2 separate regions of the Mus musculus genome follow, and region 2 is linked to region 1. Evidence: chromatin loops called from intact Hi-C (ENCODE). Cell type or tissue: gastrocnemius. All regions are shown on one strand. Links, peaks and the distances in the headings refer to the core of each region. The heading gives the core; the rest is flanking DNA. Region 1 holds the start of Mrpl18 (mitochondrial ribosomal protein L18). Region 2 overlaps Wtap (Wilms tumour 1-associating protein).

Region 1 (11,632 bases), core at 1,052-9,051:
GGCTGGCCTCTGGCATCTGTGTATTTAACAGCAAGCACAGCATCTACTACCATATTAGCAAAGTAATCACCATTTCTGAGACAACAGTTAAGGATAGCTGAAACAACAAAACAAAAGGCCCAGGGACCAAAAAGCTACTCAACTAGACTTACTTTTAGCAAAATAATTCACCAGTGAGGAAAAGTATTGTAACTACAATCAAAGTGACTTGTGCATATATACCACCACCATCTGTACTTCAAATGCAGTTTTCACCATAGAAATGTTGGAAAGGTGGTAGCAGGATCAGTTGTTTCTCTCTAATAAGATCAATTTGCAATAAATGGCACTTTAAATTTTACTGCAGAAAACTAATATTCCAAAAAGTCATTTTTTTTAGAGCAAAAGGAGTTAGGGCCAAACTGCACAGGAACATTCAAGGATACATTCCAATAATTTTGGATGACATGGATGTCTTAGCAGCATTGATCAGACAGTCTCTTCCAAGTTCGTCTGTGTTAATAATCAGGTTCTCATTGATATAACGCACCGCTTCCCTGTTAAGAATGTGGAAAAGAAAAATAGAAACACACCACTCCAAAGTTTTGCATCTCACCACATTTAACACATTGTCAAATATCACAGGGAATGGTTTCTGTTCAGCCATTTCATATAGAGGAAAGACACAGGACAGCTCCCCCTCTTCAGATCATGGCACCTTTCATCTATCCCATAAGCATAGCCACTAAACTCTATTAGGAGAAAAATGTGGTAGTCAAATGGGAAAAGTACACGGAGCTTAGTACTCCAGGTGAGCACTTGAATGCTAAGATGCAACAGTTCCAACTTAACGCTTAGCTACAACATTAAGATACAATTTACTACTATTCCACAAAATAACATGTTTTTGAAAGCAATCTTACTTGCAGGCAAGACGATAGCCACTAATAACTGATGTTGGATGAATTTTCTGTTTGACTAGCTCATCTGCATTTTTCAGAAGCTCCGCTGCAATGATTACCTGTTGATCAAGCATTGCTTTAAATATGCATGGCACTCAATATGCACAACAGGAAAACATGATTATTAAGCAGGTATTATTAATACCACAGTAGACAAGTGAGTAGCAACTCGTTGAAAACACAACATAGAGACCACTAGGAAGTATTCTGTGCCAGGCGTGGTGGCGCATGCCTTTAATCCTAGCACTTGGGAGGTAGAGGCAGGCGGATTTCTGAGTTCGAGGCCAGCCTGGTCTACAAAGTGAGCTCCAGGACAGTCAGGGCTACACAGAGAAATCCTGCCTCAAAAAACCTAAAAGTATTCTATGGAAATGGTCCAAGCTGGAAAAGCCAGAAAATGCTAAAAATCTAATACAGCAGAATTTATATCCATTACATTTACAGACTTACTGCAACAAGAGCTAGATAGCAATCAATGGAAATGACTGGTATCATTCCAGTAATTTCAATAAAATCTTAAGATCATTTAAAATAGAGAACACTGTGAAAAACCAGTTTTCTTAATAATAAAACAAAACAAAATCTCCAAAAAACTTTTCTTCTTTCGAGTGGAATTAAGGTTATTTTTAAGTTACATTGTCTATGAACAAATTAGATAAAGTCCATTTTCACTATTTAAAAACAGATTCAATTCTTTCCTAGTAAAGGGTAAGTCTATAAATACTTTTCCCTCACCATTTATTTTGCCAGGTCTAAAATCTGCCTCACCAAACAGTATTTTACTACTTAAGCAGGCTAACTCACAAAATGTTACACTATTCGCCATGTTTGCTGACTAGCCATTAGCACTATATGGTAGCAAATTAACTTCTGCAAATTTCTATTTTGAATTCCAAAGATTTCTTGTTCACATTTAAAATACAAAAGTATCTATTAAACAACAAAGAAAAAAGTCCAAACCTGGTAACATTTTCTACATGAACATCATCATGGTTAAGTAGGTTTAAATAAGGCTCCAAATTCACGAGACTCCAGTATTTAAAACAAGCTTGTATTTATTTAATCACCTTAAGTTCTTCCCTTACTTAAATTACACAAACTAGTTACAATGGTTAGTTTTCAAAAGTTTGTGAGACTGCCTTAAAAGGTGACTTATTTCTGACCTAGAGTATGACTCTCTCATGGATTCAACTCTAATAAATTGACTATTCTCTAGCCATTTCCTGGTAGCGTCTCACCACTGAGGTAGTTCCATCTCCAACTTCTTTGTCTTGCAGGTCAGCCAGCTCACACAGAACTTTGGCTGCGGGATGTTCTACCTCCAGTAACTTCAGGATGGTGGCACCATCGTTAGTAATGGTTACATCCTAAGAAATATGAAGGAATAAGTGGTCAACACAGAAACCAAGCTCTAGGATGCCATCCATACTCAGGTAAAAACAAAGACTTTACCAAAGATTTTTTTTTGAAATTTAAAACAATGTACTTTTATCAAGGCAAGCAAGAGCAATTAGATATATACTTACACCAATATCATCCACCAACATTTTATCCAAGCCAACTGGCCCAAAAGAACTTTTAACAATGTTGGCAATAGAAGCTGCAGCCATAACTGTAGATGAACAGTGAAAACTAATTAGAACAACACATAAACTATGACACTCAACTACCTATGATTTGCTAAAATCTAAAGTCTGTAATTACTATTTAAAAAAAAAAAAATCAAGCCGGGTGTGGCGGCGCACGCCTTTAATCCCAGCACTCGGGAGGCAGAGGCAGGCAGATTTCTGAGTTCGAGGCCAGCCTGGTCTACAAAGTTGCTTCCAGGACAGCCACAGCTATACAGTGAAACCCTGTGTGTGTGTGTGTGTGTGTGTGTGGGGGGGGGGGGGAATCACTTACTTAAGGACCAGTGAAGGTTAACTATTCTTTTTTCTATTTAGTATTGGTATATCACCGATTGCAAAGATTTTAATGCCTCAAATTATAAGCAATCTTAAGTTCATTCCTTACTACTACACTAGGGGGGAAAAAACCCTTTAAGTTCAGCCTTTCTCTTCAGACTCTGGCAAGTTTAGTAAGAATATTAGATAGTTCACCAGGATAAAGTAGTAGTAATTTCTAAGAGAGTTGTTTAAAAAAAAAAAAAAAGCACAACACAGAACACGGTTCCTGCAAGGGAATGCTTTCAAGAACAAATTCAACCACAGCAAACCACGTGCTTACTCGTATTAAAGTTAACCACGATAAAGGCAGCTAAAAGTATCGCTTAATAACGTTCAGTTTGCATTCCGTTACGTTTTACTGGGGGAGCAGCTGTCACCTGCAGATTCTGGGCATCCAAGAACCAGACCAGGGAAGGGAAGCAACGCAAAAGCCACCTAGATTCTATGAGCATCTTCTCAAGGGCCAATGGAACCGGTGAAAGCTACTCTTTTCTGGCTATGTCAGAGGTGCTCCAACCGGCTTGGAACCCAACAAAGGAGCAGAGGGGAGTGGCGGAGAAGTCTATCTGGAGCTCCTCTACTAGGTATTGGGGCACGGACGCCCACACCCATCTTGAACGCCTCCCCCAACCGTGTGCATTCTCGAACATTCTTCCCTTACACGGTAGGGCGCAATGGCGCCGAGCCGGCCGCTAGTGAGGGCGGATCCGGGATGGCTGGGCTTCTCCTGAAGGAACTTCACTGGGCCCGGCGGACAGCCCCGGCCTACGGACTGCGGCTGGGCTTCGGCCTGCGCCGCCGCGAGCTGGACCCTTACCATTCTCTCGCCCTTACCATTCTGGGAGCGGACCGCCTCCCCAGTGCTGCGGTCCCCGAACACGGACAAAGGACCCTCCATCTTCAGGAAACGAAGCAAAGCTCACTACGGCCGCAGACAACCGATAGCTCCGCTCTGAGACCGTTTAACGGCCACCACGGCGGGGACCACGGCGTGGAAAGGCCCGAGCGATGCCGCGGGGCCTGCTGGGTAACACGCCCTGCGCGCTCTCCACGCTCCACCAACCGCAAGGTCTGCCGGGAAAGCGGTAGGGATTGACAGACGAGGGCTGGGCGGGGCGAAAAACTGAAAACGCCGGAAGTAGGGGGCTGCGGGACGCTGGGTCAACTAGAGACAGTAGAAGAAAGGCGCGAAAGTGGAAAACGGAAGTCAGGCTCTTGGCCACGGCTAGCGTGTCCCGCCCTCCGCCTCAACGTCTGCGGTGATTGGTGAGCCAGGGATACCGATCGCTCACTCGGCCACTCAGCACCAGGGAGCTTGTTAGTTCCGGGTCCTTGAGACACCGAGGTACTGCCGGCCCTTGTAGCTTTACCCACAGTTAACATGGCTGCGACTAGTTGTTCCCCGAGACGACCCTGAGCAAAGGAAGATAGGGCACTGTGTGACTTTGCCCAGGTCCCGTCAGCCATGGCGCTTCGGCCGCGGTTCTGGAAATGTCTGTCAGTTTGCAGGAAACTGGGTAACTAATCTCGCCCCACCTCCTTGCCTGCGCTCTGTGCACAGTACGTGTGCATTTGCAAATGCGATTTTGTACCTGATGTGGGAAAGTGAAAGATGCATGTGATCTTTTTCATTTTCTAGAGTGTGGGTTCGCAGCCCTCTCAACCAGTTCCGTGCCGGCCGTGCAGCCCGACGTGGAGAGTAAGGAAAACGAAGCGGTGGCCCCGGAGTTCACCAACCGGAACCCTCGGAATCTGGAGCTCTTAGGGGTAGCTCGGAAAGAACGGGGCTGGGCTACCGTGTGGCCTAACCGTGAGTTCTGGCACAGGTAATTAAAGTCGGCTTGTGACTGACTAAGCTGTGCTTAGCACCTTACCAATTTCACCAATCCCCTGACTGATCCTGCCAGGTAAGCCTCGGGATGTGTCAGGAAGATGACATGTGGGTAGAAAGCGACCTTGGAGCAAGCAACTAGTTAGTTGCCTTGAAGAAAACTTAAACGGTAATTTGAGAATAAGCGGCTATGTCCTGAGGCCTCTCTGAAGGTGACATGTCAAAAAGCTGAGATCTAAAGGACAGGAAGCCGCGAAATCATTTGCCATGAAGGCTATTCTAGCAAAGGAGGCTAGGAGGCTGGGATTGAGTGTCTGGAACTGACAGGCCTGTGTACCTACCTGTTCAGTAAGTAAAGGTGTGTGTGTGTAAGCTGTTACAGAATAGAGTGCTAAGTAGAATTAGTTATTAGCGTGCACATTAGGGTAAAGTTTGAGCCTTAATGATTTTTTAATGGGGGGAATAAAGGTTAAAAGTTCATTAATAGAAACATTTTATGAAATACATTTTAAAATTTGTATTCATTTAAAGCACTTACTGAGTTCACTGAGGACCCAGGCAGCTTACAATGGTCTGTAATTCCAGTTCCCAGGGATCTGACACCCTCTTCTGACCTTGGCACACAGCGATACATTCCCAAAAATAATCATACACATGGAAATAAATGTTAAATTTTATTTTGGGAGAACTACGCAGTTTAGATGAGTACCTTCATCACACAAAGCAAGTGCTTTACCTCTGAACTGCACTCCCCAGCCCCAAGATGGCTACTAACTGAAAGCATTGGATTTACAAGCAGTTATGCTAGATGCTTTAAATGTATGTCTTTTTTTTTTTTTTTTTTTTTTGGCTGGCCTCAAACTCAGAAATCCACCTGCCTCTGCCTCCCGAGTGCTGGGATTAAAGTCATGCGCCACCACGCCCGGCTGTATGTCTTTTTTTTTTTTTTTTTTTTAATTTAACTTTTTTTTTTTTTAAGACTTATTTATTTTGTGTATGGGTATACACTGTCTCTGTTTTCAGACATACCAGAAGAGGGCATCGGATCCCATTACAGATGGTTGTGAGCCACCATGTGGTTGCTGGGAATTGAACTCAGGACCTCTAGAAGAGCAGTCAGTGCTCTTAACCGCCGAGCCATCTCTCCAGCTCTTAATTCAACTATTTAAACTACATTATTATCATTGTAGGGGTTATCTTTTTACGGTGGTTATTATTTTTGTTACAGTGGGATTTTTCTGGTTTTTGTTTATTTGGTTGGTTTTTTTGTAATTACACATTTTTATTGTTGTAAGTACACTGTCGCTGTCTTCAGACACAGCAGAAGAGGGCATCAACAAATCCCATTCCAGTTTGTTTTTATTGTTTTTTTTTTTTTTTTTTCAGTTGATTGGTATGTGCATATAGTCACAGGTTCATGCATATACCGCATATACTTAGATCATGGTCCACCTTGTGAGCCCTGGGGGTTGAATGCAGGTTGTTGGCCTTGGTAGGAAGCATCTTTACCCATTGAACTGTCTTAACAGTGGGCTCACCAAATTCTTGAAGAACACGTAGGCGTTTATTCACCTTAAGTGGCCCAACTTTTTGTTAATAGATTGTTTTATAACTCTTTTCTCCCCGTTTAGGTTGCGAGTTGTAAAGACTCAGCATCACGTAGAAGCATTTGTTGAGCATCTTAACGGCCAGGTTGTTGTTTCAGCATCCACTCGAGAATGGGCTATTAAAAAACACCTTTATAGTACCAGAAACGTGGTGGCTTGTGAGAGCATTGGGCGAGTGCTGGCACAGCGGTGCTTAGAAGCAGGAATCAACTTCATGGTCTACCAGCCCACCCCGTGGGAGGCGTCCTCAGACTCGGTACTTGTATTTCTATGTATTTACTTAAAAGGTAAACATTCGGCTAGGAATGGTGGTGCATGCCTTTAATCCCAGCACTCGGGAGGTCTCAGAGGCAAGAGATCTCCATGGTCAAGGGCAGCTTGGTCTACAGTGTGAGTTCCAGGAATGTCAGGGGTACACAGAGAAACCCTGTCTCAAGAAACAAAAAAAGAAAGCAGAAAAGAAACAAAAATTTGGTGTGGTATGGTAGAAGCAGATCTCTTGAGTTTAGGACCAATCTGGTCTACCAAGGAAGTTCCATCTAGTTGGGGATATATAGTGAGATCCTGTTTAAAAATAGAGGGGGTGGGGGAACAAGATCAGTTGTTTTTGGTGACAAGGGTCAATAATTCCTGCTGTCAAGAGGTTGACTTGGAAGAATCTCAAATTCTAGGCTTGCCTGAATAACTTAGTAAGACTTTGTCTCAGAATTTTAAGTGGGAAGGCCAGGAACTGCAAGTTATTCATTGGTAATGCATGCTGGAGGCTGTTTCATCCATGATACACAGAAGGTCCAGAGCTGGGGGCACAGCTCTGAGAGCGCCGCTACCTTGCGTGTGTAATCTCTAGCAACACGCAGAGACGCCAGAGAGTTTTGGTTAGTTCTTGGTGTTAGGTGTGCTTACATTATTTTCTTGAGGGTATTCTACATGGTGGGCCTTGGCTGGATCCTGTGACATTTGGTTTTTGCAGTAGTCCATAGGAGTTTGTGTTCCCATTCTCTGTACAAACTGAGGTCAGTCGGTATTGCAAGTTGGTATTGCTGGGTGACTGAGACCCGTTAGTCCAGGATGTTAGCACTGCACTTCCTGTTGTTATACTGGCATCTTTTTTTTTTTTTTAAGATTTATTTTATTTTTTTATTTATATGAGTACACTGCAGCAGTCTTCAGACACACACCAGAAGAGGGCATCAGATCCCATTACAGATGGTTGTGGGCTACCACATGGCTGCTGGGAATTGAATTCAGGACCTCTGGTCGAGCAGTCAGTGCTTTTAACCATTGAGCCATCTCTCCAGCCCATATACTGGCATCTTGTTGAATATGCTGATCCCTGATATCTTTCCATTTCCTTTTTCATATGTGTTTTATTAATTTTTATATCATATATTACATCTTGATGGCAGTTTCCCCTCCCTCCTCTTCCCAGCCCAACATCCTCCACCCCTTCCTTTTCCATTTCTCTTCAGAAGAAGGCAGGCCTCCTAGGGATGTCAACCAAACATGGTATATCAAGTTGCAGTAAGACTAAGCACCTCCCCTCATACTAAGGCTGGACAAGGCAGCCCAGTAGGAGGAGGAAAGGGTACCAAAACTAGGCAGAAGAGAGACAGCCCCCTTCCCACTGTTAGGAGTCCCATACGAAGACCAAGCTATACAAGCAGAACATAAAGAAGGGGGCCTAGATCAGTTCCACGCAGGCTCCCTGATGGTTCGGTCTCTGTGAGTCCCTGTGGGCCCTGTTGATTCTATGGGTTTGCTTGGTTCCTTTATTTCTCTGGTCCCTACAATCCTCCCTCCCACCCCTTCTTCTTCAGGATTCTCCACAATCTGCCTAATGTTTGGCTGTGGGTCTCTGCATCTGCTTCCATCAGTTGTTGGATGAAGCCTCTGATGACAACTATGCTAGGCTCTTGTCTGCATACAATAGAATATTATTAGGAATCATTTCATTGACTTTTTTTTTCTTTGGTCAGACATGGTTGGTTCCATCCTAGGTCTTGGTCCAGCCTCTGGTTTCTGGCCCTCCAGGCAGTGTCAGGGGTAGGCTTCCTCTCATGGCAGGGGTCTCCTGCTGGACCAGCCATTAGTTGGCTACTTCCCCAGTTTCTGCACCTTTACCCCAGCATCTATGTTCTTAAGATCAGTCAGAGAAACACATATGTACCCTGGGAGGTCAGTGGTTTCTTTGTCTCTTGGAAAACAAACCGATTTTCAGGTTTTTTTGGAGGCTGACAGTGTTTCCTTTTTTTTTCTCTTCTCGATCTCCAAACTAGATAAAACGTTTACAAAATGCCATGACAGAAAGTGGCGTGATGCTTCGGGAGCCTCGAAGAATCTATGAATGAAATAGAAGTGTTAACTGTTGTTGGCAGTGTAATATAAAACTACCATCTACAGCCACCAAAGGAAAGCATCTGCATTAAAAGGAAGAAAGGAAGGAAGGAAGAAAAGAAGGAAGGAAGAAGCATTTGGAAGGAGAACCAGACTGAAAGCTTCAGAGCAATAATGTGACTGAAAACTTATTTAAAGTTAGCTTCTTTCCACTTCTGTGTGTGCTTGTGTGATTTCATTGTTTTAATCAAGGGCTTAAGGTGTCCTCATTCTTGGACATGAGATGTATTTAAGGAAAGTAGTCACTATTCAAAGAACAAATTAAAGTGTTTATAACAAACTGTGAACCCTTACTGTGTTGTGCTCTGTAAACACCCGGTGGCTACAGGGCACGAGTGGAGTTCTGTGAAGCACTGGCCGGCAGGGACGGTTCCTGGCTAGTCATGGGGAAGGAGGATTGTTTGCTGCCCGGGATGTGGGCTGGGCTTGTTTGTTTTGTTTTTAATGTCAGTGCAATTGTAAACTCAGAAATAATATGTGGAGATAATATCACACGTGCCTTCTAGTCACCACCCCCCCTCCCGGACTCACCCCCTAGTGATTTCAGGCATATCTTAGAGAGGAAATGAGTGTGAGGAGCAGCCAATGGGAGGTGGGAATGATGGGTTACTTTGCCTTTAAGTGGGAATTCAAATGTGACTGTAGAAAATGCTTTAGAAATAATCACACAAGTGGCTGGAGCGATGGCTTGATGTGATTAGGAGCACTCACTGCTCTTGGAGAGGATTTGCATTTGGTACCCATGACCCAGAGAACAGCTCACAGCCAGCACTACAGTTCTAGGAATCCCAACACCCATTTCTGGCCTCGGCAGGTACTGTGAACACGTAGTGCACACATGTAGTGCCGGCAAAATATACATAAAATGTATTGAAAATTGTCATGCTAGATAGCTTAGGTTGGAGCTTGGGGAGATCACAACCCCTCTCCGAAAGTTGCTAAAATGTGAAAAAGACATGTAAACAAAGCGGCTTCATATTAGTCACGTATTCATTATTTTAGACAAGTGACAAGCATGGCTCAGTTTTTTTTTTTTTTTTTTTTTTTTAAAGCGTTGATGCCGAGGCATTCAGCATTCAATAGCATGAGTCAGTCTGATCAATATATACCAAACTGGAGACAGGAATATACACGTATATTTTTTTCTTCCCTCATGTTAAATACGGATTGAAGCATCTCACTTAGAAGCCCAGGTTCTCTAGGGGACTAAGTCCAGAACTGAGAGGGTGTATCAGACCATGAACAATGAGCATGGAGGCTGGGCATTGGTATCGCTGGCAGGCGTTTCTATAGGCTAAAGGCCATACTAGCTGATCGCCGGTACCAATGATCTTTCAGCACAGCTGGCAGTTTTTTTGTTTTTGTTTTTGTTTTTTGTTTTTTGTTTTTTCAAGTCAGGGTTTCTCTGTATAGCCCTGGCTGTCCTGGAACTCACTTTGTAGACCAGGCTGTCCTCCAACTCAGAAATCCGCCTGCCTCTGCCCTCCCAAGTGCTGGGATTAAAGGCGTGCGCCACCACGCCCGGCAAGCTGGCAGTTCTTGATGGCAACAGTCTCCACTTTTCCCAGCATGAGAAGATCAAGGCTGTGAGCTCCACACTGAAACTCCCACCAGCCGGCTCTGGCCTTGGTGTGACACGTGCACGAGCTTTAAGGCCCTGCGCAGCGGAAACGCGTGGGCAGCACGTGGCCGCATCCGGCGCGCCCTGGGACTAGCGGCTATGGACGTGGGCGCGGACGAATTTGAGCAGAGCCTTCCACTCCTGCAGGAGCTTGTCGCGGGTGCGGACTTCGTGGGTAAGGTGCCTGGGGTTGCAGGGCCTGTCAGGGACAGCCTGGGAACTGGTGTTTGGTGTTTGTGTACGGTATGGCTTTCCAGGCCAGAGGAGCTCAGAGAGCGTCCTAGGAAGGACAGGAGGCTTCCTTTCCCACTCGGCCAGGGGGGCTTCAAGCAATCAAACCCGCAGCTCTGGACAGCCTTGTCTGGGACCACATACTCTGTTTCTGTTTTCCATGACTGTGTACAGCTGCTTACCTCCTGGGGCATTTGCAGTGTGAAAGGTGGTGCTTTGCTCTGTGCCTGAGGATTTTTGTCTGTTTTGTGCTCCCGTAGGTCTGGATATAGAGTTCACAGGTCTGCGTTCAAACTTGTCTCGGCCCCAACAGATCAGGTACTAATTACTGTCTTACCTCACCGGTGTCTCCTTAGTTAGACCCTACCAGACAAACATTGTGTCTGATCAGGCTCCTGCGGGCTGGTTTTTGTTTTTGGTGTGTACTGGAGGAATTATTATTATCATTATTATTATTACTATTATTATTATTATTATATGTGTGTGTGTGTGGAGAAATCTCTCAATAAGTGACTTTTACTGGCCAAATGCTGATAGGCTTTCTAATTGTGGTAACAGGGTAGTAGGTCTCTGATGACAGGCACGCGCTGCAGAGACCTGCTACCTGCTTCTGATCCCCTTGCCTATGCAGTGAGATGCCTTTTTCTTCACAGTCTTTTTGACTTGCCATCTGAGTGGTATCTGAAGACCCGGCAGAGTGTTCAGCAGTTTACAATCTGTCAGATTGGTGAGTCTGATGTTCACTTCTTTGTTACGGATCATTCTAGAAGCTATTTTACTGTCTGGGTTTCCTGTAGGTAAAACCAGCTTTGGCGTTTTTCAAAGATATTGTGTATCATTTTGTATGCTTGTTCTGTTTTAAGTCTGTGTGTGTGTGTGTGTGTGTGTACACCACCTGGAACATTTACAGTGTGAAAGATGGTGGTTTGGGCCAAGCAGAATTTAACAGGCTTTTATTTCATAGCCTAAATAGACCAATGCAAGACAATCACTGTTAAACCTATTTTATCATTTGAGCAAAAGTGTATGTTTTGACTGTGAGTGTGGGTGATTAGAAGATT
Region 2 (11,632 bases), core at 2,545-10,544, 62 kb before region 1:
CTGAAGAGTTCCAAGCACTGTTAACCGATAAGCTTTCTCCAACCTTCACATTTAGTTTAAAGCTATTTTCAGAGTTGTTCCTGTGGAAAACACTTTGCGCTCTGAAAGAATACTCAGTCTGTTTTAAATTTTCTTTCTAGGTCCGACTGAGTGAAACAGACTTCAAAGTTATGGCACGGGATGAGTTAATTCTAAGGTAAAATGTTCTTTCATCAAAAATACATATACATCATACTATGACTACCTACTTACCATTATGCCATCCCTAGTTTGGGTTTGCTTGTTCTGTGGGGTTTTCTTGTTACTGATTGTTTGAGACAGTGTCTTCCTATGGAAATTAAGATCCTCTTGCCTTAGCCCACCAAGGGATAGGAATACTGGCATGTTTCCACTACAGTAGCTGACATGGTTGTTTGTAGTGTTTGTTTGGGGGTTGGCTTAATTTGGGTTTTTTATTTGTTTGGTTTTGGGGGGTGGGGGTTGGGGTATGTATGTGGGGAGTTTTTGTTTTAAAACATGGTTCCTTTGTGTAGCTTTGGCTGTCTTGGAACCTCTAACCCAGAGTTCCACCTGTCTTTAAATCCCACTGCTGGAATTAAAGACGTGTGCTATTATTATCTGATTCAGTGTGACTTTTTTTTAATGTTAATATAGCCTCAAGTCACTTGAAATATTTTTTTGGATATGTTTCCTATGATTCTTCAGTATGTAAGCAAGAAGAACTATAATATTAGTTTAGGTGATTCATAGATTGATAGCAACCAAATTTTCTTTTAGAGCTAAAATACTCAAGATTAGTTACACAGAAAGCATTTATATTTCATATATACCTTGCTAGAGAATGTGTTTAGTTTAATAAATCAGCAAGCTCAGGGAGGGCACAATGGTTCAGTGGGTAAAGGCCCTTTCTGTGTAGACCTAGCTGTAGCCCAAGCTTAATCCCTGAAAAACAAAACAAAACAAACAAGTCTACAAGACGGTTCCTTAGTCTCTTCCACATGTGTACCATGGCAAATGTGAGCCCATATACAATAATAAGTTTTTACTAAAAACTATAGGAATGGGGGCTGGTGAGATGGCTCAGTGGGTAAGAGCACCCGACTGCTCTTCCGAAGGTCGAGTTCAAATCCCAGCAACCACATGGTGGCTCACAACCATCCATAATGAGATCTGACTCCCTCTTCTGGAGTGTCTGAAGACAGCTGCAGTGTATTTACATATATTAATAAATAAATCTTTAAAAAAAAAACTATAGGAGTGGGTGTTTTTCTGAAACAGGGTATATTCAAGTTGGCCTCAAATTAGAGATCTCCCTTAGTCTTCTGAATATTAGAAATACAAGGGTATATATACTAAAATAGTCTGACAGGTAGTCTTATTTCAATACAATTTCAAAGGATGATCCCTACCCCCACCTCCAGCCCCACCCCTACCTCCACCCCTAGGTTTTTCACGATGGGGTTTCTATATGTAGTCCTGGCTGTCCTAGAACTCTATAAATCAACCAGGTGGGCCTCTGCCTCCCAATGCTGAGATTAACATTACCACTACCTGGGTCTTTTTGTTTTAGTCTTGCTAAGGTGCCAAGCTGGCCTTGAGCCTTTGTAGGTAACCTATGCCCAACCTATGTGTATGTTCTTTTGCCTTACCTGTCTTCTGTAAATTGTGAAGAAGCAGTAAAGCTAATGAATGCATTTGCTCATTAAACTATGTTTGTAATTATGTCAAAGTTAAGTATAATCCAGCACAGTTTTTACTCTATGATAATGGGTGTGCTTTCCTAGTGTATTTAATATAAAGGTAATTTCAATGTAACCACTAATATGAATTTCCTTTTTACTTAGATGGAAACAATATGAAGCATATGTTCAAGCTTTGGAGGGAAAGTACACAGATCTTAATTGTAAGTTTGATCCTTCCTAGATAGAGATAGTATAGTTGTCTTTTTTTTTTTTTTTTTTTTTTGTGGTTTTTTGAGACAGGGTTTCTCAGTGTAGCCTTGGCTGTCCTGGAACTCACTCTGTAGACCAGGCTGGCCTTGAACTCAGAAATCCGCCTGCCTCTGCCTCCCGAGTGCTGGCTTCTATTTATTTATTTATTTATTTTTCCTTTGTCGATTTCCGAGACAGGGTTGTTGCAGGAGTATTCTTGGTTTTGTTTGGGTTTTTTGGTTTTTTGAGACAGGTTTTCTCTATGTAGCCTTAGCTGGCCTGTTACTCTGTAGACCAGGCTAGTCTTGAACTGATCTACCTGCCTCTACCTCCAGAGAGCTAGGATTAAAGGTGTGTTCCACCATAACCCTGCTTGAGACAGGGTCTCATACTATGTAGCAGAAGCTATCCTGGAATTATGATCTCCTGCCACAGGCTCCTGAGTGCTGTGATATAGCCAGGTTTCTGCTCTGCCAGGCCAGTTAATGTCATTGTTCTATTGAGTGGGTTAGAATGTATTATTGTGAGTTTTATATATTAAATATACTATAAATGAGTGTAGGCGTGTGGTCTCCTGTGTTCAGGTGTGACTGGTGGAGTACAGAAGCAGCTCAGTGTGACTCCCTGGGGAGCTCTTCCGAGCAGGAACAAATAACTTGTGTCCAAAACTGAAAACTTAAAGGCGTTAAAGGCGGTGAATTTTTTGATTAATCTTGACAAGAGAATTTTCTTTTGGTTAGTGAAATTTGTAATTTTGATTTCTTTTACTCAGCAAACGATGTGACTGGTTTAAGGGAATCTGAAGAAAAACTAAAGCAGCAACAGCAGGAGTCTGCACGCAGGGAGAACATTCTTGTCATGCGGCTAGCAACCAAAGAGCAGGAGATGCAAGAGTGCACCGTGAGTGTCTTTAAATAGTGATAATAGCAAATATAAGTGTACTGTTTTTAAAGGGTACAATGGAGAGTGGTTGGGAATGGAGGTTCTTTTTGGTGTGTTTGTTTGTTTTTGTGGGTTTTTTTGTTTTTTTTTTTTTTTGTTTTTTGTTTTTTGTTTTGTTTTTTTTTTTTGTTTTGTTTTTTTTTTTTTTGAGACAGGGTTTCTCTGTGTAGCCCTGGCTGTCCTGGAACTCACTCTGTAGCCCAGGCTGGCCTCGAACTCAGAAATCCGCCTGCCTCTGCCTCCCGAGTGCTGGGATTAAAGGCGTGCGCCACCACGCCCGGCTGGGAATGGAGGTTCTTATGTTTGCTTCCATCTCAATTCCTAATTTCTATGGAGTCTGTGTACCTTTTGCTATCATTAGGCAATTTGTGCTGCTTGCAATTGAATATGCAACTGTTGTGCATACAGTGGCACTTTGAGTCACCAGGGCTTTGAGGACGATGGTGCTCCCATCACCTTTTGAGATGGGTTTTAGGTTTTTGTTTTGTTTTGTGTTGCGTTGGGATTTTTTATCTATCTATCTATCTATCTATTTTGCCTTAAGCTTTTCTTGTCGTATTTTTAATATTTATTTCATGTTTATGAGCATTTGGCCTGCATTTATGACTCCGCACTACATGTTTGCCTGGTGCCTGTGGATGCCAGAAGTAGGCATTGAATCCTCTGTAAAAGGAGTTACTGATGGTTATAAGCCACTATGTAAGTGCCCGAGCAAGAGCAGCCAGTGCTGTAAGCACTCAACACATTGTTTATGCCCTTCCCTATGTAATACAGCCATTATTCTTCTATCTACAATTCAAAGGTGAGGCTTTGCAGGCAGCACTGGGGACAAAATAGGGAAAGGATACATAAAGTTGGAGTTACGGGTATGGCTGAAACTTGGTTAAGGGTTTAGGGACTTGTTTTACCCTAGGTATAAGTAATAGCTGGAGTTTTTTGGTTGGTTGGTTGGTTTTGTTTTTTTAAAGTTTTGTTTTGTGTGACAATATGTCACTACATAGCTCTGGCTAGCCTGAAGGACTCCTTATGTAGACCAGACGGGGCTTGAATTTACAGAGATGGACCTGCCTCTGCCTTCCTGGTGCTGTATTAAAGGTGTGCACCACTCTGTACAGCTACTGGTGGAAAATTTTTCAGCAAAAGACTCATGAGGTTGGTTAAGTCACTGGTACCTGGGAAGGGTGTCTTAAATAGTCTTCTAGGCACAGTCAGTAGGACCTGATCAATTAGATCTTGTGGGGCAAGCTATTTAATAAGTCATAGGTAGGTCTCATGTTTATACTGTGTGACTGTGAAAGAGATGGAATTTAGAAAGAGAAGAGCATAATGCTAGGGAAACAGGAACTGCAAATCACCTCTTCTGTCCACCCACCACCAGCTCACCAGTTAAGAACCACTGATAGTTAGATGTAGGCTAGAGAGTTGGTTCAGCTGTTAAGAGTACTTGTTCTTGAAGAGGACCCAGGTTCAATTGCCAGCAACCAAATGGTGGCTTACAGACTAACTCTAGTCCCAAGGGACCCAAACCCTTTTTCTGACTTCTCCTGGCACCAGGAATACAAATGATGCATGTACACATGTGTAGGCAAAACACAACATGTAAGAAAATGTAAATCTTTTTTGTTTTGCTTTGTTTTTTGAGATAGGTTCTCTATATGTAGTCCTGGCAGTTCTGAAACTTACTGTGACACACTGGTTTCAGACTCAGATCTGCCTCTGCCACTTGAGTGCCAGGATTAAAGATGTGCACACCACACCTAAAAAAGAAGTGTCGAGGCAAAAGTTAGTTTTAGTAAAAATAGGAATTGAAAACTTTTATGTTTAGCAGTCAGAAAGATAGTAGGCTACTTTTTAGTAGGACCTATTGCTTTGGGGGCTAAGGATAAAAGTAAGAATGGAGTAATTAAAGCAGGTGATAATTTCAGATAGTTAAACAGAACTAAGAGAATGTCTGTAGGGTTCAGAGCCTGAGTTCAGAACTGCAGTACCAGGTAAAGAGCTGCACATGGAGAGCCCTGAGGAGCCAGTGGAGCGAGGCAGACCTCTGGGGCTTCCTGGCTGCAGTCAACAAGCAACAGGCCAGTGAGATACTTTGTCTCCAAAAACAAAGTGGATGTTGTCTAGGGAGGGAAAATACTAGAGGTGTATAGCCAGGCTAACACTCAAGATGGTTCTCTGGCCTATACAGAAACACAGGTTTACATCTTTAGTAAAATTGTATTTAATGTGAAAGTCAGAGGACAGCTTGCAGCAATTCATTCTCACCCTACAGATCTTGGGGATTGAACTCAGGCCAACAGACTTAGCAACAAGTGCTTTCCCCCATTAGAAATCTTGCTAGCCCTTAAGATTTTTTTATTACTATATTTCATTTATTTATTTATGGATATTTTATGACCTGCGTATTTAAGTTAGAGGACAACTTGTGGGAGTTGGTTCTCTTTCCATCATGTGGATCCTGGGAATTAAATTCATATTATCAGGACTGACAGCAGGCACCTTTAGCTGCTTAGTCATCTTGCCAGCCCTAAAACTTTCCTCCTGTTTTCTTCCCTGGCAAAGGGGAGTTTGTTCTGGTTACATTCGTCTCCTTTTCTATTCGCCTCCTTTTCATGACCAAAAGTGCTAACTGTTGGGATTTAGTTTGAGTCAGTGTTGTGAGATTGTTGTAACCAATGAGGAGAGCACATGAGACACACTGACGTGATGTTATTTAACTCTCCTCTTAAAATACTTTAGTAGCGCTGGGCAGTGGTGGCACACGCCTTTAAACCCAGCACTCAGGAGGCAGAGGCAGGCGGATTTCTGAGTTTGAGGCCAGTCTGGTCTACAGAGTTCCAGGACAGCCAGGGCTACACACAGAAACCCTGTCTTGAAAAACTAAAAAAAAGGGGGAGGGAAAGGAAGAAAAAAACAAAACAAAAAAAAAACCTTTAGTAGCTAGCAGTACTTTGAATTAATGGGTAAACTTTCTGTTTAAAATTAATTTCTTTTACATTTTTCCAAAGGAGCTGGGCAAGATGATCTAATGGTTAAAGTGCTTGCTTACTGCTTGTGCAGAGGACTGGAGTTCCCTTTCCAGTACACTCAGTTCCCTATATAAATGCAGCCCCAGGGATCTGATGGTCTCTGGGGGTACCCTCAGGCACATGCTCATACTGACATACAGATACAAAAATTAAGTAAATACTGTTAGAGCAAGCTTGGGCTCATGGTGCTATCCTGCTGTGTACAGTATGGATCTCTGAATTCCAGGCTGGCCAGGTCTACATAATTAGACTTTGTCTCAAAAGAAAAACATAGTATCTCCATAAATATTCTTTTCTATTTGTGTACAGTGAACTCATAAATAAATGTAGTCTCAAGTCAGTCAGTATACTTGTGTCTTCTACTAAATTTATGGTAAGGAATTTAAACTTCATTTTATTAAAACATAGGGTAGGGTAGAATTGACTATATGACTCAGTAGTCAAAGATGCTTGCTACTGTGCTATATAGCCTGAGTTCAACCCCCATGACCCACATGGTTAGAGGAAGAGGACTGCACTTACCCCATAAGCACAAAATAATAAATGTCCCAGCACTTGGGAGGCAGAGGCAGGCGGATTTCTGAGTTCAAGGCCAGCCTGGTCTACAGAGTAAGTTCCGGGACAGCCAGGGCTACAATGAGAAACCCTGTCTGGAAAACAAAACAAAACAAAACAAAAAAAAGATGCTACAAAATTTCACTAATATAAAGATATAATGTCACTACTGTTTTAAATTTAGAAGTGGAAATTGTGTGAAATTTAACCTTTCTGTGGGAGTTTTATGTAGTTTAAGCAAAAAGTAAGCAATGAGAAACCCTGTCTGGAAAACAAAACAAAACAAAACAAAAAAAAGATGCTACAAAATTTCACTAATATAAAGATATAATGTCACTACTGTTTTAAATTTAGAAGTGGAAATTGTGTGAAATTTAACCTTTCTGTGGGAGTTTTATGTAGTTTAAGCAAAAAGTAAGCTAAGACCTTACCAGTTCTTCTATAATAAAATTTTAAACTTTGCTTCTTTCTAGCAATTGTCAGTCCTTAAAATAAAAACATGTTGCTTGTTTTTTGGTTTTGTTTTGAAACTAGATCTCACTGTATAACCCTGGCTGCCTTAGAACTCACTGCATAGATCAGACTGCCTCCCATGTTCCACCATGGTCAAGTTTGGTTTGGGTTTTGGTTTAAGTTCTTTTTACTAATGTTTGTGTCTGTGGGTTTCTGCTGAAGGATGCCACAGGTGTTGGATCCACCCACCCACAGCCCCACCCCCAACCCTGGTGGAGTCCTAAGCAGTTTTGGGCTGTCCATTGTGGGTGCTGAGAGCTAGAATTCTTCATCCTCTGCCTCTGTAAGAGCAATTCATGCTCTTATTTATGTATTTATTTATTTACTTATTTCCATTTTATGTGCATTGGTATTTTCCCTCATGCATACTTGTGTATGTGTGATGGTGTCAGATCTTGGAGTTATGGACAGTTGTGAGCTGGGATTTGAATCCCAGTCCTCTGAAAGAAAAGTCAGTGCCCTCATCCACTGAGCTATCTCTCCAGACCCCAGTTCATCCTTCTAACTGCTGAGTGTGATGGCAACCCTGATTTGGCTTGGTTTGGTTTGGTTTGGTAGAGTTTGGTTTTCAGACAGGGTTTCTCTGTAGTCCTGGCTAGCCTTGAACTCAGAGGCTTGCCTCTGCCTCCTAAGTATTGGAACTAAAGGCATGTGCCACCATTCCCCAGCTTATGATATGGCCTCTGTTTTGTTTTGTTTTAATGCTGTTTTGGTTGTACAGTGAAAGTAACCTCATGAATTGCCTTAAACAAAGACGTGTGTTTTCTTTTGTCCCCGTTTTTCCTTTGTGGTTGTAGAGACTAAAACGTAGGGCCTTTTTCATATAATGCCAGTGATCTGCTACTAGGCTACATCCCCAGCCTTTGGTAGCCTTCTTTAATTAAGACACAGTCTTTTTTTTTAACTCTTAGGAAGCTTAAAATCCTCCCTCTACTTCCTAAGGGCTGGAATTATAGGCATATGCCATTGTTCTCAGTTTTGGTACTTTTTCTAGGGTTTGTGTTGTTGTTTGAAATTGTGTGAGATTTGACTCAAGGGTCTTGTTCTGTGTGTATGCTCTCTGTTAAAGAGCTACACCCTTAACTTTAGGGAGACTTAATATCAAAGGGGTACAGACCTAACATAGGCTGACTGAGTGTTTAATAAGAGTGTTTCTCCTCTTAGGGGTTCTTTGGTTTGGTAGTAATTGTACCCTTTGCTTTGCACAGACTCAAATCCAGTACCTCAAGCAAGTTCAGCAGCCGAGTGTGGCCCAACTGAGATCAACAATGGTAGACCCAGCAATCAACTTGTTTTTCCTAAAAATGAAAGGTGAACTGGAACAGACTAAAGACAAACTGGAACAAGCCCAAAATGAACTGAGTGCCTGGAAGTTTACGCCTGATAGGTAAACAAATCATACTCCCCAGTCAAGACTTCCCTGACAGTCCCACCTCGAGAAAGCTGTGGTGGGACAGCCAAGTACTCGTTTCCACACCAAGACTCAGACTTTTTGAGCCAAAAAAGCCACATTCTTATACTGTCCAGCTTGTAATGGTTAATGTAAAACTTAGCAGATGAACCTTGTGTTTCAGCTTTTCTCTTCCCCTCCCCCTTGCTTCAGAGGCCTGATGCCGTCGGACTATTCCGAAGAAGAGGCCAACTCCGAAAAATTCCCCTTCTAGGACATGTAGACACTTTGAAAAGTGTTTCTGTTTGAAGAAAATAGAGGGAAAAACAGAAGTCTTAAGTCTGTGGCACACTGTGTCTTCAGACAGTTTCGAGGATTGAAATCCTAGAGGTTTTAAATCATGAATTGAACATGTAAAATTCCAGTAAAATGTAAAAATGGAATATGCATCGCTCTTAGCCATGAGCATAGTGACTTAGAGACACTGTACATCAGTTATGCCAATAAGACTGTGGACTTCATGATTGTTGAACTACTGGGTCAAAACTCAAATGAGGTGAATTTGCCTTTAAAGGACTTACTTATGCTAAGAACCAACTAATAGCCGTGAGACAATCACGTCATAGCTACCAGTACAAGTAGAGCAAATATTTATCCATTTAGCTCTGAGCTCTATATTATATAATGGAGCCTTAAATCTATGTGGTTTTTATCAATGGTTTGTCTTTTGAATGGTTGTGGAAACTGTAGATAACCTTAACCAAGGACTGTACAAACGTGAAGGTGTGGTCTCACACTTCAGGTTTAAAGTGTTTGAAGCATTATAAGCATTCATTTCACAACTAGATTGTATATGGTATTTGGCTGTGATGAGACTCCCATTATTCAGTAAACCCTCATCTCATTCAGCAGGCACATGTTAAACAGCATTGTCGTTGGTGTGAAATGGGGGAATGTGTTCCTTCATTGTATTGGGCCTTTTGTATCTATCGAATTCCTGATATTAAATTAAATGTGCCTTGAAATAGTTGGGTTTTTTTTAATTCAAGGAATACTCTGATAATTTTGTTGTATTCAATATTTTACTTTGGGGGGCTATGGAGAGCAGATCAACACTTTGGAAAATTTATTCTGTGCTCTTCAAAGTGAAGGGAAAGGCTGTCTCGCTTAAAAGACTATTCCAGATGGTATAAAAGACAAGGAGACTTGGCATTTGGCCCCAGGATATTACAGTAGAACATATTGTGGGACAGTCTCACAAGGTGCCTGCCAGAAGATTGGGGAAATAATGTGTTGGATCTCTGGGCTGGCCCAAGTGAGATGGTTTGTGAATTGAAAAAGGTATAGTGATCATTTCTAGCAAACTCATTTGCTCATTTAGATAAATGAGGCATTATATTCTTCATGCTTCCATCCAATCCTGGAGGTGAATTTTTTTCGTCTATAAGTCACCAGTTTGAATTTTCCCTTGGTGATAATGGAGTCTGAGATGAGTAGAAGATAAATGTTCCAGCATGCCCCAACGTTTAAGTGCAGTTTTAACAAGGGTGACTTAAGTTCTCTCTTAATCGTTCCAATCAATTGTAAGTATGCTTATGTTTGTGCTTTAGTGGACTGACTGTGGGCAGGGTGGGCTGGAGGAATGATGTGTATAATTTTTCAGGAACAAGTCTGCTTCTAAAATTGTCACTGGGGGTTTGGAGGGTAAGTAAACCAGTCTGTTTAAAAGTAGTTTATTGTGACAAAATTGGATCTTTTGTATTTATTTCATGCATTTTCAGGTTCATGGTTGAAATGATTCTGAATATAGTTTTAGTGGGTTGAATAGTAATTGGTAAAATGTATTGCTAGTATGTACTCAGATTTAGCCAGTCTTTCTCTGCTGCTTGAATACAGTGACTTTGAGGCCTGTGGGCCTGCTTTCTTGTTATTGTTAATCTTCTCTCTTAATAAGACAATACATGTTCATGTATACAAATGAAATACTAGAGAAAGATGGGAGATGGAAAGTGTCACTCATGGACCTGATGTCAAACTACCCCATTCTGCTCTACAGGACCAGTACCACTGTTAAATATCTTGGGTGTCATCGAGATAATTTGTGGATACACAATGATTTCATGTATATTGGTTTTAAAGAAATGTAATCATATGGTACATACACATGCTTCAAAGCTTTATTATTTCCCTTCATTTTTATCTTCTAGGTATTTTTTTAGCATATCTAGATTACTACCTTTTTAATGGTCTCTTAGTATTTTTTAATCTTATTTTAACAACCCATCAATGAGGTTTCATTATATAAAACTAAACCATGTGATATAATGAATCAAGTACTAAAACTACATTATTAATTTGAAAATAAGTAGTACTTAATTAGTAATGTGGAATGATTCCAATGATTGGGTTGTAAGGTTTCCTATATGTATATGGTATTCCTGCCCTTTGCTGCAGGTCTAATTTTGAGGGATAAAGATCTTTTTAGCTGGATGTGGTGGCTTATGCCTTTAATCCCAGCAGTGATGAGGCTGATACAGAAGGAGAGGGGACTTAGGAGTACGTTCATAGATTTGTATCTCAAAGAATAAACAAAAGAACTACTAAGAAATGGATTGTGATTCCTTCCATAATATTGTCAGCTCTACACTTTCATTTGACAACACAATCATTGTAAGAGTGTTTAGGAATATACTGGTCATTTTCAACTTAGTCATTTAGGCAGTTGTATGTACAACTCTACAAAGTAACCTGGCTTCCTTCCCTTGATTATTAAGGTAATATACTGATGCCCCTTGTGTTTTAAGTATTTCCTGTTACTGGGATTATTTGGTTTTAGGAGTCACCTCAGCACTTAGGAGGCAGAGGCAGGCAGATCAGGAAGTTGAGTGTAGCCAGGACATCACATTGAGAAACAAAAGGAACTAGAGGGTTTGGCCCAGTGGTTAACAACTGGCTGCTCTTCCAGAGGACCCAGATTCAATTTCCAGCACCTACATGGCAACTTACAGCTTTCTAAAACTCCAGTCCAGGAGAACTAATATGCTTCCCTCTAGCACCCGGCGTGCATGTGTTGCATAGACTTACATGCAAACAAAATACCCACACTCATGAAAAGAGAACAGAAATATTTTTAAAATACAAAGGCATTTTATTTTTTAAAGACTTATTTGTATGTATATGTGAGTGATTTGTCTACATGTCTTTCTCTCCACCATGTGCATATGGAGGCCAGAAGAGGATGTCAGGTCCTTTAGAATTGGAGTTATAGAAGG

Evidence for each region. A loop is a pair of places that touch in the nucleus more often than their neighbours do. Peaks named below come from ENCODE experiments on the same cell type or tissue, not always from the same donor. Only the 100,000 strongest peaks of a DNase experiment are listed, where the experiment ranks them.
Region 2: it touches region 1 in a loop (2.2-fold over the local background); 22 of 42 quality-filtered maps call a loop at or near these places.

What each region holds. Positions count from the first base shown.
Region 1 is chr17:12,908,719-12,920,350 of GRCm38, reverse strand. Mrpl18 (mitochondrial ribosomal protein L18) reads left to right here and starts at 4,260. Exons shown (of 4, transcript NM_026310.3): 1 at 4,260-4,404; 2 at 4,527-4,713; 3 at 6,350-6,581; 4 at 8,602-8,996. The coding sequence starts at 4,353. The coding sequence ends at 8,673. Tcp1 (t-complex protein 1) reads right to left here and starts at 4,022. Exons shown (of 12, transcript NM_013686.4): 1 at 3,722-4,022; 2 at 2,468-2,553; 3 at 2,180-2,308; 4 at 903-1,000; 5 at 426-536; 6 at 1-75. The coding sequence starts at 3,785. It overlaps Pnldc1 (poly(A)-specific ribonuclease (PARN)-like domain containing 1), which reads left to right and starts at 10,351. Exons shown (of 19, transcript NM_001034866.1): 1 at 10,351-10,515; 2 at 10,832-10,889; 3 at 11,225-11,298. The coding sequence starts at 10,440. It overlaps LOC115488839 (a small nucleolar RNA gene), which reads right to left and starts at 766; the gene lies at 629-766. In gastrocnemius, for the core only: no CTCF peak of the experiment used is centred there; DNase peaks (open chromatin) are centred at 4,059 and 4,598; H3K4me3 peaks cover 3,072 bases; H3K27ac peaks cover 2,220 bases.
Region 2 is chr17:12,972,021-12,983,652 of GRCm38, reverse strand. It overlaps Wtap (Wilms tumour 1-associating protein), which reads left to right. Exons shown (of 8, transcript NM_001113533.1): 3 at 141-196; 4 at 1,845-1,903; 5 at 2,704-2,831; 6 at 8,179-8,357. Among named protein-coding and RNA genes, the nearest start is that of Wtap, 14 kb to the left of the region's middle. In gastrocnemius, for the core only: no CTCF peak of the experiment used is centred there; no DNase peak of the experiment used is centred there.